2 separate regions of the Homo sapiens genome follow, and region 1 is linked to region 2. Evidence: chromatin loops called from intact Hi-C (ENCODE). Cell type or tissue: dorsolateral prefrontal cortex. All regions are shown on one strand. Each heading gives the region's core, and the rest is flanking DNA. Links, peaks and the distances in the headings are about the cores only. Region 1 holds the start of KRTAP5-10 (keratin associated protein 5-10). Region 2 overlaps DHCR7 (7-dehydrocholesterol reductase).

Evidence for each region. Peaks named below come from ENCODE experiments on the same cell type or tissue, not always from the same donor. Only the 100,000 strongest peaks of a DNase experiment are listed, where the experiment ranks them.
Region 1: it touches region 2 in a loop (2.2-fold over the local background); 3 of 110 quality-filtered maps call a loop at or near these places.

The regions. Positions count from the first base shown.
Region 1 is chr11:71,558,591-71,568,939 of GRCh38, reverse strand. KRTAP5-10 (keratin associated protein 5-10) reads right to left here and starts at 3,377. Exons shown (of 1, transcript NM_001012710.2): 1 at 2,205-3,377. The coding sequence starts at 3,352. The coding sequence ends at 2,744. It also overlaps the pseudogene KRTAP5-13P. RefSeq lists an enhancer at 2,175-2,990. In dorsolateral prefrontal cortex, for the core only: CTCF peaks have their summits at 5,092 and 5,292 (motif pointing right); a DNase peak (open chromatin) is centred at 5,261.
Region 2 is chr11:71,427,814-71,437,605 of GRCh38, reverse strand. It overlaps DHCR7 (7-dehydrocholesterol reductase), which reads left to right. Exons shown (of 9, transcript NM_001360.3): 9 at 1,767-3,195. The coding sequence ends at 2,231. Among named protein-coding and RNA genes, the nearest start is that of DHCR7, 16 kb to the left of the region's middle. In dorsolateral prefrontal cortex, for the core only: no CTCF peak of the experiment used is centred there; DNase peaks (open chromatin) are centred at 3,577 and 4,395; H3K27ac peaks cover 4,853 bases.

The DNA of each region.
Region 1 (10,349 bases), core at 958-8,957, 130 kb before region 2:
AAAGATCAGATCTTGTACTGACAGCAAATAGGGACACAGCAGCTGGACTTGGAGCAGCAGGACCTGCAGCAGCTGGACTGGGAGCAGCAGGGCTTGCAGCAGCTGGACCGGGAACAGCAGGACTTGCAGCAGCTGGACCGGGAACATCAGGACTTGCAGCAGCTGGACCGGGAGCAGCAGGGCTTGCAGCAGCTGGACTGGGAGCAGGTTGATTCACAGCCTGAGGAGCAGCAGCAGAGTTTGCAGCAACTGCACTGAGAATGTTGCCCAGTATGAAGTGCAGTGGCGCAGTCACAGGTCACTGCAGCCTCCACCTCCTGGTCTCAAGTAATCCTCCTGAGTAAACAAGACTACAAGTGGGTGTCACCATGCCCAGGTACTTAAATTTTTTTTTTTTGTAGAGATAAGATCTCTCCTTATTGTCCAGGCTGGATTTGATCTCTTGGCCTCAAGTGATCCTCCTGCCTTGGCCTCCCAAATTGCAGGGATGACAGGCATGAGCCACCACATGCAGCCTCTTTTATGTCTGGTATCATTTCCTTTCATTGTTCATTAGCTCCTTTGGAAACAGTACGCTACCACTGTGATCTGTTTCACAGCAGGCTTCCTAGCTTTCTTTTATTGCCTATAGGGACTTACTGAGGGCCCTTGCACCCACTCTCCACTGGAGAGAGGAAAACCTTCCCCATTTCAGGAGCTGAATTCAAAATTCATGCTGTGCTTTTCCAGCACACACCTGTTGGCTCTTTTGAGGTTCCCCTGTATTCGGCTCTGTTAGATGTTTCTTTGCTTTCTCCTACACAGACACTGAAACCCTGGGGGACTGTGGCTCTTGTAAATTTATCCCCACCTTCTTGGACTTTGAGGTTCACTTGTTTTTTTTCTTGAGACACTATCTCACTTTAGGTTGCTGAGGCTGGATCCCAGGGGTGCGATCACAGCTCACTGCAGCCTCAAACTCCCAGGCTCAAGCCATCCTCCCACCTCAGCCTTCCACGTAGCTGAGGCTACAGGTGTGAGCCACCATGCCCAGCTTACCTGGTTTTGTTATGTCTCCAGCATGCATTTTCGGTTTTGTTACCTAGTTGCTCGGTGTCCTGTGGGTTGTGGGAATGTACAGGGCCCATATGTAATGAACTCTGCGTTCATGTCTGCTGTCACCTTCTGGAGTTTCCCAGTTTGGATTTTTGAGTGAACTGTCTTAAGCAGCATTTCCTTTTAACGTCGTGAAACTAACGATAGCCATGTCCCCTAGCAAGATGCACCTTTGACACACTTTTATTCCCTTTCCTAAATGTGGCTGAATTAATCTAAGCCTTTATTTCTAGATTATTTCATTTTTCCTTACATTGCATCTCTTTTCTCTCAGAAATTTGTCTTGGAAATTCCCACTCTGCTCTTCCCCGGCAGTATCAGCAGTCGCTTAGATCTGTGAGTGTTCTGTGGGAGCTCATTTCTCACCAGCACTCCCTGTGTGCTGTCTTCCCTCCACCTTTTCCCTCCGGGTTCGCTTGGCTGGAGATTGTCCTCAGATCACTCTTGTCTCCTCCTCCCCAGTGCGTGATTTCTAAAGCCTTGCCTGTGACACTGGTCAGAGAACAGGCTCAGCGTGGTGGCATGTCACCATGAAACAGATGGACTTGGCTCAGGGTCCCCAAATGTGTCACTTCCCAGGAACTCTCCTTTCCTGCCGGGAGACTGAGCTCCGAGGACACCTTGGGCCATTCTGTAACTTCCTGGTTACCTTTAGTTATGGAAAGCCGTTGACCTCATAATTGTAAAAGGCTAATTGAATGTTTGAATCAGAGTGCGTTGGAGCTCAGCGGTGCTTCACTCCTCCCTCCTCCGACCTTGCCCTGCCTGGGGTCCTTCCGAGGCCCCAGAGGAGAGCGGGAAGCTGGAAGCCATGGGTCTTGTGCAAAGCCCTGCTTGGCTGGTCGTCAGGACTCAGGGCCTGCCTGCCCCTCTGCGCCTCTAGGGCGGGCATTGAATGCTGAATCCTCCCGGGCTTTGCCCTCTTCTCCTGCGAGCAGAGACTGAAGATATTTGAGGCTGAGAGGAGGACAGAAGGGAATGGCAGGTTTTTTTGTGAATGTACCAGGCCTGCTGGCAGGCGTTTCCCAGCTTAGCTGACAGATCAGAACGCAGAATCAGTCACTGCACAGGAAAGGGGTTGGACAGAATTGCACCAAGCATGCAGCTGATTTACAGACATGAGAGGCTTTATTGTAAGGAAATTCATTCATTACTTTGTTATTGTTTTTAAATAGATGGAGACAACAGGAAGGAAGGAGACCTTCCTGGTCACAGGTGGCCACTGGAGAACAGGCAGCGAGCGGCCCTGGAGGATCCAGGGTCCCAATGGTGGTTGAGAAGCTGGTTCTTAGTGATCACTGAGCAACATTGGCCTGGCCTTGTGGGGTCAGACCTTGCATCTCAGTCAGCCGAGGGAGAAGAAGAAGATGGTCCACACCCAAGTGCAGGGAACACCATGGCAGTTGGCTGGGTGCCCGCGTCCAGGCAAGGCCACCTCCTGCATCAAGGAAACATGCATTTCCGGAGTGAGGAGGCTGAAGGCAGGGCCCAGTGGAGAGCTGAGCCATGGAAGGAGGTGCGTGCATGGATGATGAGCTGGAGAAGGGGCAGGTGCCTCAGGGAGGATGCGTGGGATGAATTAATTCAGGGAAATCATAACAAATGCTTTCACCAAACAGGTGAAACCTGAAGGTCTGGGTTCAGAGCCTCAGATCTTACACTGGCAGCACACGGGGACACAGCAGCTGGACTGACAGCAGCAGGGCTTGCAGCAGCTAGACTGGCAGCACACGGGGACACAGCAGCTGGACTGGCAGCAGCAGGGATTGCAGCAGCTGGACTGGCAGCAGGATCCACAGCCTGAGGAGCAGCAGCAGGGCTTACAGCAATTGCACTGGGAGCAGCCACAAGAACCACAGCCCCCCTTGGAGCCCCCACAGGAACCACAGCCACCTTTGGAGCCCCCACAGGAGCCACAGCCCCCCTTGGAGCCCCCACAAGAACCACAGCCCCCCTTGGAGCCCCCACAGGAGCCACAGCCCCCCTTGGAGCCCCCACAGGAACCACAGCCCCCTTTGGAGCCCCCACAAGAGCCACAGTCCCCCTTGGAGCCCCCACAGGAGCCACAGCTGGAGCAGGAACAGGCTGGCACACAGCAGCACACGGGCTTGCAGCAGCAGACGGGCACACAGCAGCTGGAGCCACAGCCCCCACAGCCAGAGCCATAGCCCCCACAGCCGGAGCCACAGCCCCCACAGCCGGAGCCACAACCCCCACAGCCGGAGCCACAGCCTCCGGAGCAGCCACAGCAGCCCATGATTCTGGTAGATTGAGGGTGGATCAGGTAGAGGAGCAGGTGAGAGGGAGGTGCAGGTGTGGAGCTCCCTGAGCCCGGGCTCTTTATATACCTGTCCAGATGTCAGGCAGGACACAGGGTCCCTTTCTTGTGACTGTTTACATTATTTTTCCAGAGCTCTGTTTTTTTCCTTTTTGCTAGTGACTTCCTCCTGGCTCAGTTGAGCATCTACTTTCTTTGTATGCTAAATTTGTCTTTTTCCCCGTTTGTTTTGGCCCCTATAATTAAAACCTCAACTCCAGGCTGTCTGGTACTTCTTGCAAAGCTCCAGGGTGCTGGTCACCTGCTCTCTGCTGACCACATGTGACCAATGGGCAACAGCCTCTGCCCACATGCTCTCATCTTTCCTGTGTTAACTCCCCCAGTAATATTAATTTTACATTTTCAGATTTCAAAAGTTATCCATGGTCTTTATATTTTACTCATACCAGTCTCAGCTTTCTGGGTGTGTTAGACCATTCTTTGCATTGCTCTAAAGAAATACTTGAGGCTGGGTAATTTATAAAGGAAAGAGGTTAGAATGGCTCATGGTTCTGCAGGCTGCACAAGCATGGCACCCACCTCTGCTCAGCTTCTGGGGAGGCCCTCAGGGAGGTTTTCCTCATGGTGGAAGGCGAAGCAGGAGTAGGCACGCCACATGGTGAGAATGGGAGCAAGGGGTGAGGAGGGGCCACACACTTGCGAACAACCAGATCTGAGTGAACACACTCATCGCCAAGGAGATGGCGCTAAGCCAGTTATGAGGGATCCGCCCCCATGACCTAAACACCTCCTTGCAGGCCCCTCCTTCAACACTGGGGATTACATTTCGACAAGAGATTTGGAGGGGACAGCCCAACTATGTCATTATCCCCCTGACCCCTCAAATCTCATGTCCTTACATCACAAAATAGGATCATCTCTTCTCAACAGTCCTCTCAATGTCTTGACTCATTCCAACATCAAGTCTGAAGTCCCAAGTCCAAGTTCCTTCTACCTATGAACCTGTGAAAATCAAAATACATTATTTACTTACAAGATGCAATGAGGGTAGAAGCATTGGGTAAACATTCCCATTCCAAAAGGGAGAAGTCAGCCCAAAGGAAGGGGCTACGGACCCCATGCATGTCTGAAATCCAGCAGGGCAGCCATTAAATCTTAAAGCTCCAAAATAATGTCCTTGGACTCCCAGTCCCACATCCAGGGTACACTGGAGTGAGGGGTGGACTCCTAAGGCCTTGGGGAACTCCACCCTCGTGACTTTGCAGGGTTCACCCCCTGCAGCTGCTCTCATGGGTTGGAGTTGGGTGCCTGCAGCTTCTCCATGCTCAAGATGCAAGCTGTCAGTTGCTCTACCATTCTGGGGGCTGGAGGATGGTGTCCTCCTTCCCACTGCTCAGTTAAGCAGTGCCCCTGTGGGGATCATTTACACAAGTAAAAGATCCTTCCCCACCCCTCACCCCTGTGGTGATATCTGTGCCCTTGTTCTTCACAGGGCACCCCAGTGGGGTGTGTCCCATGCACCCGCTTCCAGCCACCCTCCTCTTTCTAGCTCACTTTCTCCAGTGCTTTCATTCCACCAGAACTCTTGGTGCATTGATACAACCACGGCTTCACTGATCCCCAACCTCTCTGATACCTCTTCTTGTTTTGTTAACAGCTTTATTGACATATCGTTCATATACCACACAATTCTCCCATTTAAGGTATACAATTCAATGCTTTTAGTATATTCACAGAGCCGTGTACCTATCACCATAATCAGTTGTAGAAAATTTCATAACCTCATGCCCTTTAGTACCCCCCACTCACTACCCCACAGGACGGTTCTCCAGGCGGCTTCAGACCAATGCAATTCTCCCCGTGTCTCACTTGTGGTTCTCAGGCGTGACTGCAGAGGGAGCTGAACCGACATTTCTGAAAGAAGACGTACAAATGACCAACAAGAGCTTGAAGGAATGCTCAGCATCATTCATCATCAGGGACACGCAAGTCAAAACCACAATGAGGTGTCCTCTCATCCCACAGAATGGCCATTATCAAAAAGGCAAAAATAAATCCTGCAGAGGAAGTGAAGAAAGGGAACTCGTATGCTGTTAGTGGGAAGTTGTACAACCACTAAGGAAAACTGTATGGAGATTCCTCAAAAAGCTAAAAATAGAGCTAACCCAGCAATCCCACTATGGGGTGTGTATCCAAAGGAAAAGAAATCAGTGTGTTGAAGAGATATCTGCACCCCATGTTTATCACAGCACTGCTCACGATAGCCATGATATGAAAGCACCTAAGTGCTTGTCAACAGATGAATGGAAAACATGGAAAAGTAATGAAAAGGAAAAGATGGTGTATACACACAATGGAATTCTATTTAACCCTAGAGCAGAACAAAATTCTGCCCTATGTGACAATACAGGTGAGCTTGGAGGACATTATGCTAAATGAAATAAGCCAGGCACAGAAAGATGAACTGCATGATCTCACTCACAGGTGCAAGCTAAAGAAGTTGATATCTCACTGGTCCCCATAAACATGTACAATGATCATGCTTCAATTAAAATATTAATAAAGAAAGAAAAAGAATAACTGTAGAATATGCTGGGAATGCAACATCCTGAGTTAGGGAGGGACTGGCCAGAAGAGTCGGGCTTTGTCCCAGTTCCTAGAAACAGGATATTCTTTCGTGCTTTAGTGCAGTGAATCCTGTAGCCCTGGGACATAAGACCGAGGGCAGGCGGCTTTCTGGGATCCCTCAGCTGTGGTGTGAGTGGGGCACACATGGATAAGACTCAGCTCACCTGGGAAGCTTTGCTGAGGCTAGAGGGCTCCCAATGAATCCGAGGCTCCTGTTCTCCCTTGCTGCCTGTCTGTAACTGGTATACCCACTTCCTGTGACATATGTGAGTGTCTCACCTGAGTCTGATAAATGGGTAACATTAGTAGTAGCCAGAGGCTACTACTAATTTACTTTTTGTCTCTCTCTATTTTTCTATTCTTGAAATTTCATACCTGTGAAATTATATGATATGTGGTCTTTTATAATTTCCTTCTTTCACTTAGTGTAATGTTTTGTGGTTCATCCATGTTGCAGCCTGAAACAGAACTTCATTACTATGATAAATTATTTACACTAATCTTCCTTTGTATGAATACACCATTCATTCCTCAGTTGGCAGACATTAGACTGTTTCCACCTTTTGGCTGTTGTGAGTAATGCTGCTGTGAACATGGGTGTGCCAGTTTTTGCATGGAATGTGTTTTCATTTCCCTTGGGAACATCCTTATGAGCAGAATTGCTGGGCCCTATGGTAACTCTCTGCTTAAGTTTTTGAGGAACTGCAGACTGTTTTCCACAGTGGCTGAGCAATTTACATTCCCACAGCAGTGCATGGAGGTTCCAGTGTTTCTGCATCCTTGTCAACAGTTGTTATTTTATTTTATTTTTATTTATTTATTTTTTAGAGACAGGGTTTTACTGTGTTGACAAAGCTGAAGTGCAGTGTCATGATCATAGCTCACTGCAGCCTCAACCTCCTGGACCCAAGCAATCCTTGTCTCAAACTCCCCAGTAGCTGGGACTACAGTTGTGCCTCATCACACCCAGCTAAATTTTTAATTTTTTGTAGAGACAAGGTCTTGCCATGATACCCATACTAGACTCAAACTCGTGGCCCCAAGGGATCCTCCCTTCCAGCCTCCTGAGTCACTGGGATTACAGGTACAAGCACACCCTGCCCCAATACTTGTTAATGTCTGACCTTTTACATTATATTCATCCTAGTGTTTGTGAAATGGTATCTCATTGTGATTTCAATTTGCATCTCCCTGTTGAATCATGATGCTCAGAGTCTTTTTATATGCTTGTTGTCATTTGGGTATCTTCTTCAGAAAATGTCTAATTAAGATTCTTTGCCCACTTTTTAATTGGGTTATTTGTCTTTTTATTACTGAGTTCCACATCCAGAAGAATAAAACTGGGCCGCTAACCAGATCACCATATACAAACATTAATTCAAGATGGATTAAAGACCGAAATGTAAGACCTCAAACTATAAAAATCCTAGAAGAAGACCTAGGAAATCACCTTCTTGATATCAGCCTTGTTAAAAAAGAATTACGGCTAAATCCTCACAAGCAATTGCTACAAAAACAAAAATTGACAAGCGGGACGTAATTAAACGGAAGAGCTTCTGCACAGCAAGAGAAACTATCAGGGAGTCAACACTCAACCTACAAAATGGGTGAAAATATTCACACACTGTGCATCTGACAAAAGTCTAATATCTGCAATCTACAAGGAACTTAAATCAACAAGCAAAAAACAAATAACTTCATTACGAAGTGAGTAAAGGATATGAACAGACACTTCTCAAAAGAAGACATGCACATGGCCAACAACTATATGAAAAAATGCTCCACATCACTAACTATTAGGGGAATGTAAATCAAAACCACCATGAGATACCATCTCATATCAGTCAGAATGGCTTTTGATAAAAAATAAAAAATGAAACAACACAAAACAAAACAAACCAAAAATCAGATGCTGGCAAAGCTTGGGAGAAAAGGGAACAGTTGTACACTGTTGGTGGGAGTGTAAATGATTTCAGCCACCATGGAGAGCAGTTTGGAGATTCCTCAAAGAGCTAAGAATTGAACTACTATTTGACCCAGCAATCTCATTATTGGGTATATACCCAAAGGAAAATAAATCAATCTACCAAAAAGACACATGCATCCATATGTTCATTGCAGTGCTATTCACAGAAGCACAGATGTGGAATCAACCCAGGTGCCCATCAATGGTGGATTGGATAAAGAAAATGTGGTACATACACACCATGGAATACTACACAGCTATAAAAAAGAATGAAGTAATATCTTTTGCGGCAATATGCAGCTGGAGGCCATTATCCTAAGAGAACTAATGCAGAAGCAGAAAACCAAATCCCACATATTCTCACTTATAGGTGAGAGCTAAACATTGAGTCCACATGGACATAAAGATGAAAACCATAGACACTGGGGAACAAGAGGAGGGAGGAAAGGAGGGAGGGGGCAAGGGCTGAAAAACTATTGGGTACTACAGTCACTACTCCAAACCTCAGCATCACACAATATATCCATGTGACAAATCTGCACATGTACTGCTTGATTCTCAAATAAAAGTTGAAGAAAAAGTTCTTTATATACTCTAGATGCTAGACGCTTATCAGATATCTGATTTGTAAATCTTTTCTTCCTTTATGTAGATTGTTCTTTCACTTTGTTGATAGTATCCTTTGATTCAAAAATATTTAACTTTTGATGACATCCAATGTATTTGTATTTTTCTTTTGTTGCTGGCCCTTTTGGTGTCCTATCTATCAATCCATGCTAAATCCAGGTCATGTTTTCTTTAAATAGTTTTATAGATTTGACTCTTACATGTAGGCCTTTGGACCGATTTTGAATTAATTATTGTGGTGTGAGGTAGGGGTTCAGCTCATTCCTGTGCATGTGGATGTCTAGTTTCCCAGCACCATTTGTTGAAGTACTGCTCTTCCTCCATTGAATAATCTGGCACTCTGTCAAAAATCAGTTGGTCATCTACACGAGGGTTTATTTCTGGCTCTCAATTCTATCCCACTGGTTTAATACATCTATTCTAATGCCAGTACTAAACTGCCTTGATGATTGCAGCTTTGTAGTAAGTTTTCAAATTGGCAAGTGTGAGCCCTCCAACATTGTTCTTCTGTGTTCTTTCTTTCTTTCTTTTTTTTTTTTTTTTTTTTGACGAAGTCTCACTCTGTAGCCCAGGCTGGAGTGCAGTGGCACAACCTTGGCTCACTGCAAGCTCCATCTCCCGGGTTCACACCGTTCTCCTGCCTCAGCCTCCCGAGTAGCTGGGACTACAGGTACCTGCCACTACGCCTGGCTAATTTTGTTATTTTTAGTAGAGATGGGGTTTCACTATGCTAGCCAGGATGGTCTCCATCTCCTGACCTCGTGATCTGCCCGCCTTGGCCTCCCAAAGTGCTGGGATTACAGGCGTGAGCCACCACACCCCGCCTGTTCTTCTTTTTAACATTGTTTTAGCTATTCAGGGTCCCTTGAGATTCCACACGAACTTTAGAATCAGCCTGTGAATATCTGCAAAGAAGCCAGCTGCTTTCCTGATAGAGATTATAGACTCTGTAGATCAATTTTGGGGATATTGCCATCTGAAAAATGTTAAGTCTTCTGATACATGAACATCAGTCTGCTTGGGCTGCCATAACAAAATACCACAGATTTGGTGGCTCAGACAACAGGCATTTATTTTCTCACAATTCTGGAGATCAGAAGTCCAAGATCGGGTGCCAGCAAATTTAGTTTCTGGTGAGTGCTCTCTCCTTGGGTTGCAGATGGCTGCTTTCCCACTCTTTGCTCACATGGCCTTTCCTTTGTGTGTGGAGAGAGAAAGAGATGGAGGGAGGAAGAGAGAGAGAGAGAAAGAGAGAGAGAGACAGAGGCACATGCTCCCTGGTGTCTCTTCTTATGAAGATGCAAATTCTATGGAAGCCCTTATGACCTTATGTAACCTTAATTTCTTCCTTAGAGAACTCGTCTCCATACACAGCCACAATAGGAGTGATGGATTCAACATATGAATTTGAAAGAACATAAATATTCAGTCCACAACAAATCTGGGATGTTTTAGATCTTCTTCAGTTTCTTTCAACAGTGTTTTGTCACTTTCAGATTTGCAAGTGAGTAGAAATACAATTGATTTTTATATATTGGTCCTGTATTCTAAAAACTTGCTGGATTCATTTATTAGTTCTATAATCTATAAAACATTGGCTGAATATGATGGCTCATGCCTATAATCCCAGCACTTTGGGAGTTCGAACCAGGCAGATCACATGAGGCCAGGAGTTCGAGACCAGCCAGGCCAACATGGTGAAACCTCATCTCTACTAAAAATACAAAAACTAGCTGGGCATGGTGGTGGGGCATG
Region 2 (9,792 bases), core at 684-8,683:
AGGGCAGATGCCGGCTCAGGGCTGGATGGGGCAGTGGAGGTGGAGGTGGGTCAGTGCGGGCACTGGCAGGAGGGGTCCTCTTCATTCCTGCCTCCTAGGATGTGCTGGGCACTGGGGCAGGGCTGCCCTGGGAGTTCCAGGACAGTAGGGGATAGCAAGTGGCCTTGTCATTGGCATCAAGCCCCCCACTCCCCTCCCAGCTCAACGAGAGCAGCCCTGCTCTGATTTGGGGAGAGTGCTGGGCTCCCAGGTAAGGTGGCTGCTTGACCAGATGCCACCTGCCCATTTCAAGAGCAACGAGCCCCCTGGGGACAGAAATAACTCACCCCAGGGCACTTGCTTAGCAGAACGGTGGGGTGGCCTGCCCCAAGAGGCTGTGCCCAAGTGGAGAGAACCAACGTGGAGAGGCTGTCACCTATTCAGGATGTGACAGGCCCGGCATCACCTGTGACAGCCAGTCCTGTGGGATGGAGGTGCGGGTGTCCTGGAAAACCAGGATTCCCACAGCAGAGGGGGCCAGTACCAGGTGGAGGGTGCAGAGCCCCAGCTGGCCCCATGCTCACACCAGGTCCTTGGAGCCCCCCGCATGGCCCACCCGGCCCCATTTCTCCACCTGGCTGGCTGCAGGTCTGCTGGTTCCCTGGTTTTATAAACTCCATTTTCCAAGGATGTGAAAACGTAGCAATAGGTCCCACTATATAATAGCTCTTACTTGCTTTAGCCTCTGTGTGTGTCTCGAGATGTACATTTTTTATACTATATATTAGGTTTCTCCCAAGAAGCAGAATCAATAGAGGGGTGGAGGGTATACGTGTAAGAAAGAGATGTATTTTTCAACTCATGTGATTGAAGAGTGACAAGTCCAAGATCTTCAGGGCAGCCTGGAGCCCCAGGGAAGAGTTGATGCTGTGCTTAAATAGAAGGTCACTTTTTTTTTTTTTTTGAGACGGAGTCTCGCTCTGTCACACAGGCTAGAGTGCAGTGGTGTGATCTTGGCTCACTGCAACCTCCACCTCCTGGGTTCAAGTGATTCTCCTGCCTCAGCCTCCCGAGTAGCTGGGATTACAGGTGCATGCCACCACGCCCAGCTAATTTTTGTACTTTTAGTAGAGATGGGGTTTCACCATGTTAGTCAGGCTGGTCTCAAACTCCTGATCTCGTGATCCGCCCGCCTTGGCCTCCCAAAGTGCTGGGATTACAGGTGTGAGCCACTGTGCATGGCCAGAAGGCCACTTTTTAGCAGATTCCCTCTTCTTTGGGGAAGGTGGGTCTTCTGTCTCTTAAAGCTGTCAACTGATTGGATGAGGCCCACCCCCATTGTGAAGGGTCATCCACTCTGCCTGGTTGACTGATTAACATATGAACCTCATCTGAAAAATGCCTTTACAACTAGTGTTTGACCAAATATCTGGGAACAATGGCCTGGCCAAGTGGACACGTTAAATTGACCATCACAATATTAAATTCAGATTATATTTTTAATACTGTTACATATTTGATGTTTATGCTATATGTCATATATATAGGGGGTATATATACACACACACATACACACACAGACAGGTAGAAGGCAGGTAGAGTTACTCATTTAATGACCACAACAGCCCTCAAGGTTGGTGCTTTTATTCACAGAAGAGAACACGGAGGCAAGGCGTGTGTCAGAGGCAGAGCTGGGGTTTGACCCCAGGCCGCTGGGCCCCCGAGCCCACACTCCTGTCCTCTCCCTGGGCAAAGCACCGCTTGACCCCTTCCCCCTCGCCCCCCAGGGTCTGTACTTGGTGTACCACCCCGTGCAGCTGTCCACCCCGCACGCCGTGGGCGTCCTGCTGCTGGGCCTGGTGGGCTACTACATCTTCCGGGTGGCCAACCACCAGAAGGACCTGTTCCGCCGCACGGATGGGCGCTGCCTCATCTGGGGCAGGAAGCCCAAGGTCATCGAGTGCTCCTACACATCCGCCGATGGGCAGAGGCACCACAGCAAGCTGCTGGTGTCGGGCTTCTGGGGCGTGGCCCGCCACTTCAACTACGTCGGCGACCTGATGGGCAGCCTGGCCTACTGCCTGGCCTGTGGCGGCGGCCACCTGCTGCCCTACTTCTACATCATCTACATGGCCATCCTGCTGACCCACCGCTGCCTCCGGGACGAGCACCGCTGCGCCAGCAAGTACGGCCGGGACTGGGAGCGCTACACCGCCGCAGTGCCTTACCGCCTGCTGCCTGGAATCTTCTAAGGGCACGCCCTAGGGAGAAGCCCTGTGGGGCTGTCAAGAGCGTGTTCTGCCAGGTCCATGGGGGCTGGCATCCCAGCTCCAACTCGAGGAGCCTCAGTTTCCTCATCTGTAAACTGGAGAGAGCCCAGCACTTGGCAGGTGTCCAGTACCTAATCACGCTCTGTTCCTTGCTTTTGCCTTCAAGGGAATTCCGAGTGTCCAGCACTGCCGTATTGCCAGCACAGACGGATTTTCTCTAATCAGTGTCCCTGGGGCAGGAGGATGACCCAGTCACCTTTACTAGTCCTTTGGAGACAATTTACCTGTATTAGGAGCCCAGGCCACGCTACACTCTGCCCACACTGGTGAGCAGGAGGTCTTCCCACGCCCTGTCATTAGGCTGCATTTACTCTTGCTAAATAAAAGTGGGAGTGGGGCGTGCGCGTTATCCATGTATTGCCTTTCAGCTCTAGATCCCCCTCCCCTGCCTGCTCTGCAGTCGTGGGTGGGGCCCGTGCGCCGTTTCTCCTTGGTAGCGTGCACGGTGTTGAACTGGGACACTGGGGAGAAAGGGGCTTTCATGTCGTTTCCTTCCTGCTCCTGCTGCACAGCTGCCAGGAGTGCTCTGCCTGGAGTCTGCAGACCTCAGAGAGGTCCCAGCACCGGCTGTGGCCTTTCAGGTGTAGGCAGGTGGGCTCTGCTTCCCGATTCCCTGTGAGCGCCCACCCTCTCGAAAGAATTTTCTGCTTGCCCTATGACTGTGCAGACTCTGGCTCGAGCAACCCGGGGAACTTCACCCTCAGGGGCCTCCCACACCTTCTCCAGCGAGGAGGTCTCAGTCCCAGCCTCGGGAGGGCACCTCCTTTTCTGTGCTTTCTTCCCTGAGGCATTCTTCCTCATCCCTAGGGTGTTGTGTAGAACTCTTTTTAAACTCTATGCTCCGAGTAGAGTTCATCTTTATATTAAACTTCCCCTGTTCAAATAAGTGGCTGTGTGGTTTCTGACTGGTGAATGGGCCTGACTCGTGAATGGGCCTGACTGCAGGTCTGACTGGTATACGTGGGCTCTGTTTCTGGTATGAGAAGGGATGTCTGAGAGAGATGCTTGGGTCTCGGCGTCAAAGCATTGGGTGCCCGTGGGTGCGTGGCGCCACCCTGCCCCTCTCCCTCCCATGTCAGCCCTTTGCTGGGGCTGTTTTTGGGTTGAATGTGGAGAGTATTCCATTCCCCCCCAAGGAGATGAAACCAGGCTTGGCCACCTGCCCCCGGCAAGTGAATGGAGAAGCCAGAAAGAGTGCCAGGTTTGTCTTGCACCTGGAGAAACAAGAGTTTCACACAGGCAGCCCAGTGCCCATGCCAGGGCAGGGGGCCAAGCTCAGAGTGGCTTCATTGCTTCACATGAGAACTGGTCCCACAGCCAGGCCGCCTCCCAGACAGCCTGGAGGGTATCGGAACTGTGACCCGCCCAGGCTGACTGCTGAGCCCTAGTGTTCGTGCACTGGTGCCCCACCACTACCTGTTTGAGGATATGGGCCTGAGGGGTCCCGTGCATCTGTGCTGGACACACACCACAAGAGTGATTCAAATGCCGGGGAGACGGGAGCACACTGCCCTGCATGGCTCTGAGCGGAGTGGACCCTGCCTTTTCTTCCCAGACATTGCGTAAATTCAGTTCACAGAGGCTGGGGTGTGGTCACTGTGAGCTCAGATCCGGGCCTCCCTGCCTGCGTTGGAATCCTGGCCCCAGCATTTAAGAGCTGTATGACCTTCAGGGGACCTACCCTCTCAGTGTCTCAGCTTCCTCTTTTGAAAGATGAGGGTCATTATTATCTTCCTGCCTTGATGTGAGAAGGGCTTTCCAGGCCAATTTGCTGGGAGAGCTCTTGGTTCAGATGTGGACCTGCCTCTGAATTGGCTGAGGTTAGCTTTTGGTTTGGTTTCTGTTTGAGCAGCTTTGTGCTGGGCTGCAGGTTCCTCTTCCATGCACTGTGTGTTTGTACAATGGGTTCTGCAGGTGCAAGGCTGTGGCCCAGGCTCTGTCCCACCAGACACGTCTGCCCTCACTCATCCCCAGATGGAGCCAGCTTCTCTCTGGGCGAGAACAGGGTGATCCAGGAGCTCAGATTAGACAGTGCCAGCCTCTACCATTCTCCATGTACAGAGAGCATTCTGTTCCCAGTGAAGCCACAGTGCCTGATCCCTGGGAAGCTGGCCTGGCCTTTGCCCCCTTCCAGAATGAAGGACGGCTCGGACCAATTGCCAGGGCCATCTGAACTGTGCTTTACAGGGCATGGCACTGCCCTCTGATAAGGGGCAGGCATCCAGTACCCCAGGACAGGGTCAGGGCAGGAATCCAGTGGGCACATTCAGAGAGGCTATTTTCCCATGAGTAGATTCAATCCTGATACACCCCACCCTCTCCAACCTCAACCTTCGAAAGCGAGGTGAGGCCTTTCTCAGAAACCACCCTGCTTGCTGTTGGCTCCAGCAGATCTGCTTTCTGGTCCACATTTAACAATCAATTGCTCAGCACATATCTCTGTCCTGGGAGGAGCTGCGCAGATTGCAGGCACTGTCTTTGATGGCACAGCTGATTTCTTGGGAAACTGAGGCCTGGGGTTTAAAGCAACTCACCCCAAATGACAGAACTAGCAACTGGTAGAGGCCAAATTTAAACCTAAGGAGGAGAGGCAAAGGGGCAATGTAGGTCACAGAGTACAATGTTTGGGTTAGACAGGAGAATAAGTTTCTGAGATCTGTGGCACAGCATGGTGGGTGACCATAGTTCGGAATGTATTATATATTTCAAAATTGCTAAGAGTAAATTTTCAGTGTTCTCACTATGCCCACAAAAATACACAGATGAAGTTATGGATATGTTAATTAGCTTGATTTACTCATTCTGCAATTTACACATGTATCAAAACATCACATTGTACCCCATAAATATAAACAATTATTGTCAATTGAAAATACCATTAAAAAATATAAATGACCAATGAAGATCTGAAAAGCTGTTCAATTTCCCTAGTAATTAGAGGGAGGAAAGTTAACATCACGTGATCCTTTGGCAAACTTGATCACATTGGCAAACTTTATTGCAGCAGTAACTCCCAGCATCACCAAGGTCAACAAGAAGCCAGTGTTCTCCTAAACAGTACGTAGGAGTTCTGTTCATTCACGTCAAGAAATTTACCCTGAAGAAATCAAGGGAGGAGGAATATGTTTCAATAACAATGTTGGTGCAAGTATGGTAGATAATAAAGTTTTCTGCTGGGCGCAGTGGCTCACGCCTGTAATCCCAGCACTTTGGGAGGCCAATGTGGGCAGATCACTTGAGTTCAGGAGTTTGAAACCATCCAGGGCAACATGGCGAAACCCCATCTCTGTAAAAACAATTAAAAAATTAGTTGGGCATGGTGGCACATGCTTGTAGTCCCAGCTATTCAGGAGGCTGAGGCAGGAGGATCACCTGAGCCTGGGGAGGTTGAGGCTGTAGTGGACCGTGATTGTGCCATTGCACTCCAGCCTGGGCCAACAGAGCAAGACCCTGTCTCAAAAAAAATAAAGTTTTCATATGAAATATATACATAAAAGGATATATACCAAAACATAAACATTAATGCTATTCATAGCTGCATAGCGGAGGTAATAGATAGTGGTTTTTTTCTGTATTTTTGATAAATGTTATTTTTCAGCAACACTTCTGCAGGATTATAGTAGTGGTGAGGAAGGCTGCTTGCACCTGGACAGATACAATGCATTTGTTTTTAATAAACTAGACCTTCCTGCCCTAAGCAGGCCAAGGAGGAGGAGGAGGACTTCTGGCCAGGAGGGGGGTTTCCACGCAGGCACTGGTGCCACCGAGGGCCGACTGGGCTTGGTTTCACCACGTTGCCTGCAGGGAGGGCTGTTTCAGGAGCAGGAGTCAGCCCTTCTTGTCTGGAGTACTGTCAGAGGTGGGCGTCAGTGATAGCGACAGGAGGCAGCCAAATGCCCAGCAGACAGAGGTGGATCCCCGGTGAAGCCCCACCTCCAAGCCAAAGACAGTTTAAAGCCTGAAAGCCAAGCTATCCTTGGACTGGACTGACAACTTGTCTTGCTGTTTGGTGCACTTCCCTCTGATGGATCCCCACCCTTCACCTATTTTACATATACCCAACCTTTCCTAATTGGTTTCCTACACTGTTGTGTCCACCTTTGAGTGGCATCTTTGCTTTAACCTTTTGTTTGTTTGTTTTGGAGACAGAGTCTTGCTCTGTCACCCAGGCTGGAGTGCAGTGGCGCAATCTCTGCTCACTGCAACCTCCGCCTCCCGGGTTCAAGCCATTCTCCTGCCTCAGCCTCCCGAGTAGCTGGGATTACAGGCATGCACCACCATACCCGGCTAATTTTTGTATTTTTAGTAGAGACTGGGTTTCTCCATGTTGGTCAGGCTGGTCTCGAACTCCTAACCTCAGGTGATCTGCCCGCCTTGGCCTCCCAAAGTGCTGGGATTACAGGCGTGAGCCACCGTGCCCAGCCTAGTTTTAACCTTTTACTGCATACTCACAAGCCAATCAGCATGCACTCCCCATCCTGTACCTATAAAGACTCCAGACTCATTCAGTAGAGGGGAGACGGCCTGACTTTGGGGAAGATGACCTGCCCTTCCTGGCCCCTCTCTAGCTCCCCTCTCCACTTAGAGCTGTTTTGGTTGCTCAGTAAAATTCTCGGCCTTCACCATCCTTCAAGTGTCCATATGACTTCATTCTTTTTGGATGCTGGGCAAGAGTGGGACCCAGCTAGTGTGAGTACCCAGAAAGGCTGTCACACTAGCCCTTTGCCCTTGCCAGTGGAGGGCAGCCACCCCACATGACAAGGCAGGGGGACAACTGAGCTGCTAACACACCACCACCCACAAATGGCAGAACTAAAGGAGCACTGTAACACTGCCTCTGGGGCTTTGGGGTCACAGGCACCCTCACCTGGGTGCTGCAACACGCCTAGTCTGGCCACGGGTCCTGCATGGAGCTTGCTCCTGTGTCTGCACTTGGAATGGCCGGCCGGATCCCACACTCACATGCTCACATGCTCCCTCCCACAAGGGGTTGAGCACAGTGAGCTGAGTAGACGGGGCGCCCCTGCTGTGAGTCCCGTGAAAGGACCAAGAAAAACCCTGCATTATCAGGAGAGGGAACGTCAGGCCACAGCCCGGCCAGATTTTCTGGTCAAGAGGCCTCATTGAGGAGAACATTCCATGCAGACTTGAGATCTAAGTCCCCTCTGTGTGTTTATTTCATCAGGATGGGCAGATTATTCTCCCTGAGTGCCTCCTCAGCTCACAGATCCACTCTTGCCCCTTTCCCAAACCTTGGTCTCCAAATCTGTTAGGAAATCTGGATGTTACCTGGGAAGACCAAGACCGCAGTGACTGGGAGCTGGGGACGGGATGGGTCTGGCTTTTGGAAACTCAATGCCTCAAATTCAACAATGAGCCACAGACGTGGACCAGCTCTTTGTTGTTCCAGGAAGTGGTCAGGGGTGGGGGTTTGCACAGGGTGAGTGTGGTCACCTGGACACACAGGGAAGCTGCAAGATGGCTGTTAGCAAGAGGCAAGTACCAGGCAAGTCCACCTGGCTCACAGCTTTAAACACCTCCACGGCTTGGTGACTCCAAGGTTTCATCTCCAGCCATGCCTTTGTCCTGAACGCCGCTCATGAGTCCACATGCTCCCTCTACACCTCACTCAGCATCTGAAAGGTTACTCGACTTCACCCCCTCAATCAGTACTGACCTTTTCCCATAAATGTCAGTTGCTCTAACCGAAAACCAGGTATCATCCCTGACTCCCCTCCCTCACGCCACGTTCCATCAGAGGGCAAGCCTGTGGCTGTGCCCATGAAATGTCCAGGATCTGACCGCTTTCCATCTACCGGGTGCCCCCGTCCCAGGCTCTGTCCTCTCTTAGCCTCAGCGCATGTCTCCCTGCCTCCTGCCCCCGCCCACAGTCTGTTCTCGGCTCAACAGCCAGACTATCCCATCAAAATGTGAGTCACATGCTGTCACTCCACTGCTCAGAACTTTCCAAGGTCTTCTCATGTTGCTCAGAATAAAAGCCAGGGTCGTTCTGAGGGCCTCAGCCGCCCTGTGGACTGTCAGACCTCTCTTGCTGCAGCCTCCCATATTGACACAGCAATAGCCATGCCCACCACCTCCCTGGGCCTCTGGCACTGCTCCACCTCAGTCAAAGCCCAGTTAGAACTACTGATGCAAATCCCCACAGCCAGGATCATCAAGACATCGGCCGCCAAGCTTTCTGGCCAGGGATTTCAGTTGCAGAACTGTTTGCAACACTTAGCTGCAATGGAAGTGCCAATTCTGGAACTGGTTTCCTTGTTGTTGGCTCACTTCTTCCTACCCCTGAGCACACTTGGAAGGCTACAGACTTAGATAAGTGAGGAGGAGGCGGGAGGCATTTGAATTACATGGTTATTATTTTTTTCTTTAACTGGGAGTGAACTCCACTCTGTCTTGAGAAAGAATTCTTGACTTGCCTTGCAGATGAGAAATGCTGCTGTGGAGGCTGAGTAGAGGCAGGAAGAGCTGCCTTCCCTTTAAGACTTGGAGATGACCCTGGGGAGGGCAGCAAAGGCGTCTGCAGAACCATCTGGGCTGTTTCCCCCTGGACAGGACTGCAGGGAGCTGCAGGGAGCTGCAGGGAGGTTCACCACGGCCCTCTGTACCTTGGAATACACTAAGATCTCCAGGGTGTGGTGGTCCTATGCCCACACATCCCACTGTTAGGAGTGTCCTCACAGTTATATCCTGCCATGTGCGAAATGGCTGCAAGTTCAAGGCTGTGCATTGCAGTGTCCTGTGCAAAAAAACCGTGAAAAGATCGGGAACAAGTTATGCAAATCAAGAGGTGACTGTTTAATTAAGTGCATCCACATGATGGAATGTTATAAAGCTCTCAAAAAGAATAGGACAGTCAACTGATGATGAATCACATTAACTTAATAAGGAAGAAAAACCACTTTATTATATGAAATAGATGGAGAAAAAAGGACACTAATTCATAATAAAAACGCAAAGACATCCATAGAAAACCTACAGCTAACTTCATATTTAATGATGAGATATTGGATTCTCTCATCATAAGATCAAGAACATGGCAAGAATTTTCACTGCCACTTCTTCCAAATTACATTAGAGATCCTAGAGATTGCAACAAGGCAAGAAAAAGATTTGAAAAGACATAGATTGGGAAGAAATAAGTAAATTAGCACAATTCACAAGATTTTTATGAAGGAAAGAGTTAACACAACAGGCCCTAACTACTATGTTTGGAAAGGCCTGCCTGCAAGGTAGGCCCTTGAGTGGCATCTGGGAATTTAGATTTGGGTAGGGTTCTCACCACTCTAATTGATAAGAGCAGGTCACTGTGCCTAGACTGTTGTACAAATAGTATGCCTTTTGGTTCACTTGCTTTCCTTCTGGAGGTCTAGAATTTTGACACATGCCAAGCAAAGGCTGGATACGGTATAAGGCCAGCACTCCTGAAAAGTCCTGGCTGCTTAATCTCAAATGAGCTTCCCTG